2 separate regions of the Homo sapiens genome follow, and region 1 is linked to region 2. A link is an interaction called in ENCODE POLR2A ChIA-PET data of the cell type or tissue named here. Cell type or tissue: Caco-2. All regions are shown on one strand. Region 1 overlaps MOV10L1 (Mov10 like RNA helicase 1). Region 2 holds the start of TTLL8 (tubulin tyrosine ligase like 8).

Evidence for each region. ChIA-PET counts read pairs that join two places held together with the same protein. Peaks named below come from ENCODE experiments on the same cell type or tissue, not always from the same donor. Only the 100,000 strongest peaks of a DNase experiment are listed, where the experiment ranks them.
Region 1: POLR2A ChIA-PET joins it to region 2 with 6 read pairs; 4 of 35 experiments call an interaction of 5 or more read pairs at or near these places.

Annotation. Positions count from the first base shown.
Region 1 is chr22:50,120,904-50,125,903 of GRCh38, reverse strand. MOV10L1 (Mov10 like RNA helicase 1) reads right to left here. Exons shown (of 27, transcript NM_018995.3): 11 at 335-512. Among named protein-coding and RNA genes, the nearest start is that of MOV10L1, 33 kb to the right of the region's middle. In Caco-2, no CTCF peak of the experiment used is centred here; no DNase peak of the experiment used is centred here.
Region 2 is chr22:50,057,595-50,062,594 of GRCh38, reverse strand. TTLL8 (tubulin tyrosine ligase like 8) reads left to right here and starts at 4,297. Exons shown (of 14, transcript NM_001350317.3): 1 at 4,297-4,441. MLC1 (modulator of VRAC current 1) reads left to right here. Exons shown (of 12, transcript NM_015166.4): 12 at 938-3,204. The coding sequence ends at 1,012. In Caco-2, no CTCF peak of the experiment used is centred here; DNase peaks (open chromatin) are centred at 2,004 and 3,325.

The DNA of each region.
Region 1 (5,000 bases), 63 kb before region 2:
AGGCAGGAGAACGGCGTGAACCCGGGAGGCAGAGGTTGCAATGAGCTGAGATTGCGCCACTGCACTCCAGCCTGGGCGACACAGCGAGACTCCACCTCAAAAAACAAACAAACAAACAAACAAAAACATTACTGGGGTCAACTGCTTACAACTAATGAAATACAACAAAGAAACATGCTTGATGTACATCGGTTGCTGATTTTTAGTGAAATTCTAACCCAAAAGAAAGAAAATGCGATAATGTGACTGTCATATTGCCAGTTAAAGAGTATCTTCTCTCAAGTATGGTTTCTCTGCTAGTCCACCCAGGGAAGCATATGAGTAACAAACACACCTGCGTAGAGAGAAGGCCTCCCTTCGGCCAACCCTGGGACCTCCAGAACCAGCAGATCCCCATTCCTTCTTAAGATGATCCCGCTCATGTTATACTCTTTCAGTTCCATTTCTGCATAAATCTCCTCAAGCCACAGCAAAGTCGAAAACTTCTCCTTGTAATTTGACATGTTCAGAAGCTGGAAAACACCCAAATGTTATAAAGTCAGCAACAGCTCAGCAGCACTCTGGAAAGTAGCAGCTCCGGAGCAGGAAAGTTCCAACAGCTCCAGTTCAGCAGATGGCCCCCCAGGTGGGGCGATCCTCGCCGGAGTCTGCAGGTGCCTCAGTAAGTTCCCCGGCCTTCAGCACGAGGGCCATGGGGCTCCAGCACACTCCCTGGCCTTTGGCATGAGGCAGTGGGGCTCCAGCTGGCGGTGTCCCTCCCTGCACTGCCCACTCCTGTCCACCCTCCCTGCTCTTTTTCAGGTTGTCCACGTTAATTCTGGGAAGGCAGAATTTGGCTTCCACAGACATCTGTGAAAAAAGGACAAACTTCCAGGTCTGGCCAAGGTGGACTAACAAGGACCAGATTTACCCTTCTACCTGAAAAAAACTTAAAGAGACAGAGAAATAAGAAACGATGGTGTTTAAACAATGAACATCACGTAGCAAAGGATTGTGATCCCAAGACTGGGGAAACAATCCATGGGGGCCCCATGACTGATCCACCTGTGCCTGAACAGAGCTCCTAGGCCCCAGCACAGAGGACCCAGGGATGCTGCATGGTTTCTAAGGAGAGGAGCTCTGATCTGTGGGGCTGAGCGCTGGGAAGAGCAAGCAGCACAGAGTGGTCTGGAGAGGGTCAGGGGACCCACTCAGGACCATCAGCTCAGCACTAAGGAATGCATGAGACACCATCCTGCAAAACCCATTGAGGGGCCAGACCAGGGCCTCAGCATGAGGTGGGGGAAAACTCACAGCAGCCTGCCCGGAATTGGAAAGTGGGAGGGCAGAAAGTGCGTCTGAACACATGGTGGCTGAAAATTTCCAAATCTGAAGAAAACTCAAGGCCGCATATTCAAGAATCCCAATGAACCCCAAGCACAAGAACAGGAAGAAAAGAATCTCTACCACCACACATCGTAAACCAAATCTATTAATATCAGTGATAAAAGAGAGAATCTTAAAAGCAGCTAAGAAAAAACAACGTTATGTGCAAAAGAGCAAAGATAAGAATTAAAGCAAAAGAACCCCATAAGAAAAACTAAAAAATACTTAGGAGATGAATAAAAACAAAAACACAATACAGCAAGACTTATGGGAGCAGCACAAGCAGTGCTGAGGGAATTTGTGACTATGAGCACTGATTCCCATGAGCACTGCAAGGAATTAGACAAAGGAGAACAAACTAAACCCAAAGATAGCAGAAGGAAGGAAATAAAGATTAGAGGAGAGATGAACAAAAGAGAGAACTGAAAAACAATACAGAAAACCAGGAAAACAAAAAGTTGGTTCTCCAAAAAGATCAACAAAATTGACAGACTTTTAGTAGATTAACTAGAAAAAAGGGAAAGACAAATTACTAAAATAAGATAGGAAAGTGGGAACATTACTACAGAATCTACGGAAATAAAAAGGATTATAAGAGTATGAGCAATCGTATACCAATACCCAGATGAAATGGACAAATTCCTAGAAACACAAAACCTACCAAGACTAAACCATGAAGAAAGAAAATCTGAATAGACCAATTACTACTAAGGAGGTTAAAGCAGTAATAAATATTCTGAAAAGGAAAACCCCAGGACCTGATGGCTCCATAGCTAAATTCTACCAAACATTTGAAGACTAACTAATACCAATCTTTCTCAAACTTTTCCAAAAAATTCAAGAGGAGGGAATACTCTCTGACTTATTCTTATGAGGCCAGCATTACCCTGATCCCAAAGCCAGACAGAGACACTTCAGGAAAAGAAAACTACAGACCAATATGAACACTGATGAAAAAATCCTCAACACGATACTAGCACACAAAATTCAGCAGCATATGAAAAGGATTAGCTGGGTGTGGTGGCTCATTCCTGTAGTCCCAGTTACTTGGGAGACTGAGGTGGGAGGATTGCTTGAGCCCAGGAGCTCGAGGCTGCAGTGAGCAGTGACTGAGCCATTGCACTCCAGCCTGGGCAACACAGTGAGACCCTGTCTCAAAAAACATATATAAAATAAAAGGATTACATGCTATGATCAAGTGGAATTTATTCCTGGAATGCAAGGATAGTTCAACATTTGAAAATCAATTACTGTAGCAACACACATTAACAGAAGGAAAAAAAATCATATGATCATCTCAATACAGAAAAAGCAATTGAATTTTTTTTTTTTTTTTTTTTTTGAGACATGAGTTTCCCTCTGTCACCAAGGCTGGAGCGCAATGGTGCGATCTCAGCTCACCGCAACCTCTGCCTCTTGGGCTCAAGCGCCTCCCAGGTAGCTGGGATTACAGGTGCATGCCATCACACCCAGCTAGCATCTGACAAAATTTAACACCCTTTCATGATAACGTTTAACAAACTAGGAAGAGAAGAAAATCAGGCTGGGTGTGGTGGCTCACACCCATACTTGCCTGTAATTCCAACACTTTGGGAGGCCAAGGCGGGAGGATTGTAAGACCCTGTCTCTATGATATACAAAAGTTAGCCGGGCATGGTGGTGTGCCGCTGCAGTCACAGCTGTGAGCTGTGATTGCGCCACTGCACTCCAGCCTGGGCGACAGGAGAGCCTGTCTCAAAAATAAATAAATAAATAAATAAATAAAAAAGAGAAAAAGGAAAAGAAGAAAAAGAAAGAAAGAAAGAAAGAAAGAAAACCATCACCTCAAAATGATGAAAGTCATATATGAAAAACCCACTGTTAACATCATACTCAATGGTGAAAGATTGAAAGCTTTTCCCATAAGATCAGGAACTTCCAAGGGAAGGATGCCTGCTTTCACCACTGCTATTCATCATGGTACTAGAAGTTCTAGCCAGAGCAATTAGGCAAGAAAAGGAAATGAAAGGCATCTAAATTGGAAAGGAAGAAATAAAATTATCTGTTTGCAGATGGCATGCATAATTTTATATGTAGAAAACTCTAAAAGATTCCACAAAAAACTGTTAGAATAAATAAATTCAGCAAAGTAGCAGGGTACAAAATCAAAGGACAAAAATTATCTTCATTTCTAAACAACACTGAAGAATCTGAAAAGGCAGCTATGAGAGCAATGTATTTACAACAGCAGCAAAAATAATAAAATACTTACAAATTAATTTAACCAAAGAAGTGAAAAACATATACAGAGAAAATGACAAAACACTGCTGTAAGAAATTAAAGAAGACATAAATAAATGTTAACACATTCCATGTTCATAGCCTGGAGGATTCAATATTGTTAAAATGTCCATACTAACCAACGCAATCTACAGATTCAATGCAATTCCCATCAAAATTCCAATGACAGGCCGGGTGCAGTGGCTCACACCTGTAATCCCAAGCACTTTGGGAGGCTGAGGCGGGAGGAATACTTGAGGCCAGGAGTTTGAGACCAGCCTGGGCAATGTAGTGAGACCTCGTCTCTGGGGAAAAAAAATTCCAATGCTATATTTTGCAGAAATAGAAAAATGCATCTTAAAATTCGTATAAAAGATCTTGAAAAGCAAAATAAATTCTGCCAAAGAACAACAAAGCTGGAGGACTCAAATTTCCTGATTTCAAAACTTACTACAAAGCTGCAGCATCAAAACATCAAGTCGGTGGCCTGTGGAAGGAACTGAGGAGCACCCTCCAAGCCCAGCAGACCTGGGTCCCCAGGGAGGAGCTGAGGAGCACCTCTCCATCCTAGCAGACCCAGGTCCAGCTTTTTCTGCCACCTCGATGAACCATTCAGGCATTTGCCTACAAACTCAAAGTGACTGGGGGACAGAGGACTGCGCTCGCGACTCATGGCAACCTCCCTGCCCAGGATCTGTGAGTAAAACACATCTGAACTTGTTTCTATCACGGCAGTGGATTGAATTTGCACCTTCCATCCTAAGAACCCAGCACTGCCCAGGCCGGGTTTTCCCTGGCATTGGGGAACATAAGTTTGGGCTCCCAGTGCCAGATGATCAGGCAGGCATAACCTGGATACAGGTCAGACGAGAGCCACTGGGGCGTCTGCCAGAATAAGTTTCCTGCGTGAGGAACCCCGGTCATGGGGCATCAGCTGTCCTCCTGGTAAAACAAGGACATTTTTTTAAACAAGGAGGTGTATTTGGAAAGGATCCCCTGAAGGGCGCATGGTGAACACCTAGGTCCCATTCCCTTCATTCTCCTTAGGACAGGGCTGCCAGCTGCTCTGGCACTGGAACTCCAGTTTAGCTGGGGACTCTCAGAACACCTCAAACCCCTACAGAAAAAAACCCTCCTGGACAAAGGGCAATGTTCTCCCCTCAAACTGCCAAATTTATAGACTTTTCTTCCTTCTTGAACTTTTCTTCTCCACCTACCCCACTCAGAACGTGCTCCTCTGTCTCCCATGTGGGTGGGGACCTGGGCTCTCCTCCCCTGGACCCTTGCCCTGCTGGCTCTGTCAGGATGATGGTAAAAGGCTAGAACACTTCTTGCTCATAACAAAGGCCTCCTAGTCTAGCGAGAGAGGCCAGGCT
Region 2 (5,000 bases):
GACGCTCTCTTGCCCTTGGCTCGTTTCTCAGCTGACCCCGTCGCCCCCACCCTCCACCCTCCCTACTGCTGTTCCCTTAACCTGCCTCCTCAGTTGCTTTGCTGCCATTTTTCCTGGCTGTGGTCAGTCTCCCTGCTAGGACGGCAGTCCCTGGGCCTGAAATGAGACCCGCCTGGGTTTCTGTTGTGACCAGCAAGGCCCAGAGTCAGACGCATGAGGTGTTCTCCCCAGATCCCAGAACTGCTGGTCCCAGGGGCTCAGGGTGGGCGGCTGGGGCTCAGGGTGGGCGGCTGGGGCTCAGGATGGACGGCTGGGGCTCAAGGTGGGTGGCTTGGGCTCAGGGTGGGCGGTTGGGGCTCAGGGTGGGCGGCTGGGGCTCAGGGTGGACGGCTGGGGCTCAGGGTGGATGGCTGGGGCTTAGGGTGGACGGCTGGGGCCCAGGGGCTCAGGGTGGGTGGCTGGGGCTCAGGGTGGACAACTGGGGCTCAGGGTGGACAGCTGGGGCTCAGGGTGGACAACTGGGGCTCAGGGTGGACAGCTGGGGCTGGCGCTGTCCTCCCTTTTGCCTGGAGGCATCTGGTTACCTCTGCCTTAAGTGTTTTCTTCCTCAGCCGTCAGGCACATGCCCAACCTTGGGCGGCCTCCCCCCGCTCCCCGCCCCAGAGCCAGGGCAAGGGGCCGAGTGAAGGGCTGCTCCATCCCAGGCTCGGTAGAAACCGTGTGTGCGGGGGGGGATGCAGGCGTTTCTGGGACACTGAGGAAGTGAAGGCTTTTATCTCTTTCCACAGAGGCCCAGGGGTTAGTTTCCCCACTTCCTTCACATTCGAAGAAAACTTCTGAACGCTGGCTGCTCGCTGCCTGTGGCCGAGTGGCGTGTCCACCTTCCCGCCGCACAGGTGGCCCTGGTGAAGTAACACCTTTCCTGTCTCGGTTGCAGGTGGCCAGGAGCCCCCTGAAGGAGTTCGACAAGGAGAAAGCCTGGAGAGCCGTCGTGGTGCAAATGGCCCAGTGACCCCCAGACGCGGAAACCGGGTGGCAGCGCCCAGCCTGGCCCCAAGCATGGAAACGCACAACCCCTAATCGCCCTGAGCTACTGCTTCTAACACCTCTTTTCCCTTGTGTGAGGGCAAACCAGGCTGCAGGTGGGGTTTTCACTTCCTAGGGTAGTTTAATTTTAAAATAGGCCAATGTTGGCTAGTCTGTGCCTCAGTGAGATCAGTCAGCTCCGAGTGGCTCCCGTGTCGTAACAGCAGGAGCATGGCCGCAACTTCCCAGGCCGAGGAAGGGCCCCCGGCTCGGCCTCTTGAGAGCCCCACCCCTGAACTGGCCCCAGCTCCTCTTCCTGCCTCTCTCATGGCTTGGGCTGGAGTGGGCTCTCTGGACCTGACCAGACTGTGGGTCCCTGCGTCTCCTGCCCACTCTGACCGGGCTTCCTCCCTCCACGCTTAGGGTCTGTCCCGGGTACTCAGTCAGCCCAGTGGGATCTTACCCACTTCCCTGCAAGGTGCACCTGCCCCAGGCTCAGGCTGCCCAGCGGCTCTTCCTGGACAGTGAGAGCAGGGCTGGGCGCCTCTGTCCTGGCCCGGGAGCCGCAGGGGCCCCTCCTCCAGAGCCTGGGCGCAAGCGACACAGGCTGCCGCTGCTCTCCCAGGTGAAATCCACACCAGTCCACGCCGGGTCGCCTGCCCTGTCTCCCTACTTAGACCCAGTCATTCTAGAGGGATCCACCGCCACACTGGCCGGCCCACGTCCTGGGTGCTGTCATGCCCAGCTTGGAGTGCCACGTGGCCGCTGCCCACGTCCCGGGCACTGTCATGCCCAGCTTGGAGTGCCACATGGCCGCTGCCCACGTCCCGGGCACTGTCATGCCCAGCTTGGAGTGCCACGTGGCCGCTGCTGTGACAGGCAGTGTTCTTGGGGGTGGGGCTGCATCCAAGGCTTTGTAAACCGGCTGGACCACGTCTCCCTGGCCCCAGTGACCGGGGGAAGCTGAGCCCCTCCCTCCTGTGTTTGCTCCCATTACTCAAAATGCAGGACAGATCAGGTCAGAGCCCAGGAATTCTCACAGGTTCACCCAGCGCCCTCTACCTCCTAGCAAGTACTTTGTCTTGATCCTCACTGAGAAGGCCCCAGGGCAGCGGTCTTCTCCATCTCCGCTGTTTTGGGGTCTTAGGGTACAGCCCAGGCGGTCACTGCCCACCTGCCAGGCTGCAGGGACAGTTGGGTGTGAGAATAACACTGGCTTTGGGTAGTGCCATGGCCAGGAGTGGGTTTCCCTGCGTCTCCTCGTCCCGAGGGCGCCTGGGTCCTCCCAGCTGACGGCAGTAAATCCACAGTGAGTTGGGGCGACTGTGAAACTGGAATGCTGTTACTTTGATAATTACTTTCCAGCAGGTGTTTTCCTTCACAATGGTTTTGTTTCTTTCCTTCTGATCTGAGAAGACATGAACGTTTTCTCTTCACCGCCGTGGGGTGTATTGACTGGTCCCCCATGGGCTGCTGGAAAGGCCCGGAGATGCATCTGTGGCCTGGGGCCATCAAGATCAAAGAACCAGGAGGCCTGGGAGATGCAGCTGGATGGGGCGGCCTGCAGACCCTGCCAGGGGGTTTGAGGACCCTCCCAGGTTTCCCACTGCGGAACAGGAGTGACTCTGGCTGCCAAGATACCTTCATGGTGTTCATGACAAGTGGAATCATTATTTTCAACCATTGAAGGGGGATGCAGGCAAGACACCTTCCCAGCTGCTCCTAGAGGGGACAAGCCAGGCCCTCTCTGCAGTCCTCGGCAGCTCCGGAAGGACACAGTCAGGGGCCGGGCAAACACTTTGGCCACAGCCCCAAACAAGCGCCACCGTGGGAGAGGAGAGGCTGCTGTCACTGGTACCGGATGCAGACCCCACCCTGTCTGCAGGCCACCCCCACCTCCCTGCAGCTTTGAGGCTGGCGGGGTCTGCTCCTGGGAATGGGGTGGGAGCCACAGGGACGACCCGGGGCGGGCTGATGTCTTCTTGGGGGCAGACCAGAGAGCTCAAGTTTCAGAGTCAGAATTAGGCACTTGGAGCGTTTTTGCTGGCTTGCACTTTCTTATTTTCTTATTTTAGAGCGCTTAAAAAATCCGGAAAAATGGGGTTTAAAAGAACTGTCTCTTTCAGTCTACATTTTTGTTTAATACGCTTGAGCAATAAACGCTGACTTGCAGACGTGGCTGTGGCTATTTAATATTGTGTCTCAGCAGCGTCAGCTCACTCAGGTCTAAAAACATCGGGACACAGGGAGGAGGGGCGGGTGGAGGGAGGGCCAGCTTTTCACTCACTGATTTGTGTAACCCCTAGAGGCCAGTACTGGGGTCTGGTGAGAGCCCAGTGGCATTCCCCGGGGAAGAGGGAGGGAGCTGGAAGGGAACCACCCCCGCCAGGGGACGCTCCCACTCCCCCCCTTCAAGTCCCCCACCAGCCCCTTCAGAGTCGGGGCAGAACCTCCCTTTTGGGGTGTCTTGGGAAGTTAAATGCAAAATAAAGTTGATTTAAAACCAAATGAAGACATCTAGGCTTTGGAAAGTTGCCAGGAGTGAGGGTCCTGGTGGGGCAGGTGTGTCTTTCCTACCCCCACTCCGAGATGCCAGATCAGACACGAGCTGCCCTGGCGGGGTGATCCGCGGGGTGCGGGGGGAAACGACAGGGGCCGTGTGGACCTGGGTGGGCTCAGAACCCCCCGGGGGGCAGCGGCGTGGGACCCCACGAGTGGTTCTGCGGATACCAAGGCCCTCCCAAGTTCCGCCGCAGGACGGGGGGCGCTGATACGGTCACCCCGTCGCCCCCATCCGCCAGGACCCGCAGCGCGCAGCCCGGGAGGAGCCCAGCGCCCGCGGCCTCCTCACCCCGCCGCTCCAGCCTCGCGTCGGGGAAGGGCCCAGGGACAGAGGGCGGCATGAGGGCCCCGGGGAGGGCGAGAAGGCCTGGCGGGCCTGGGGGGCCCGAGGGGGAGGGGCAGGATGTGACCCGCGGGTCTTTGTGACCTGGTGGGGGATGGAGTGTGACCTCCACAGGGGGGCGCGGGGCCGCAGCGCGTGACCCGGGGCTACACTCGGGCCCTCCCCCGGCGGACACCATGGCGCGCACCGTCCCGCGCCGCCGACCCCGCAGCCGCGCCTGCTCCGACAGCAGCCCGGGACCCGGACCCCAACCCGGGCCCAGCCCAAGCGCTGATGACTGCTGCCCGTCGGGGCCCGCGCCCCCCGCACGCCGCAGCTCCCCGCGCCCCCGCGCCCCCCGCCGCCCGCGCAGCCCCACGCCCCGGGGCCGCCGCCGCTGCACAGCCCGAGGCCACGGGCCCAGCAGCCGCCGCACCGGGGGTGCACAATGCGCGTGGCCGCCCCAGCACGTTGTCCCAGGCAACCCCAGGAAGCCGGGCGGCGCAGCGCGAGCCACTGACCCGGTCCCCGGTGAGCACGACCCCCGACCGCGGAACCCCAGGCCCGTCCGCGCTTCCGATCCCGGACAGGACCCCTCCTCCCCATCTGCCTTCGGAACCCCAGACCCGCCTCCCACACCCGGAAACCCAGGCCTACCCCCTCCCCGCCCCGGGCCTCCAAATTCTAGACCCCTTACCCTAGGAATCCCAGACCCGCCTAGCTCGGAACCACAGAACTCCCCCACTAAACCTGCCCAACTCTACCCACTCGCCCGCCCTCGAAAGCCCAGAGCTGTTCTCCCCACCTTCCCCCATCTTCTGGGAACTCCACAGCTGTCCACTCCCCTCTGCCTTCAGAACCCCATACCTCTCCTCATTAACCTAGACCTGCACCCCCAACCCAGACCTCCCCCTCGACCTAGACCTGATCCCCAATTGAGACCTGATGCCCACAACCCAGACCTGACCCCCAACCCAGACCTGACCCCGACCCAGACCTGACCCCAAAAACCCAGACCTGATCTCCCAACCCAGACCTGACCCCAACCCAGACCTGACCCCCAACCCAGACCTCCCGCTCAACCCAAACC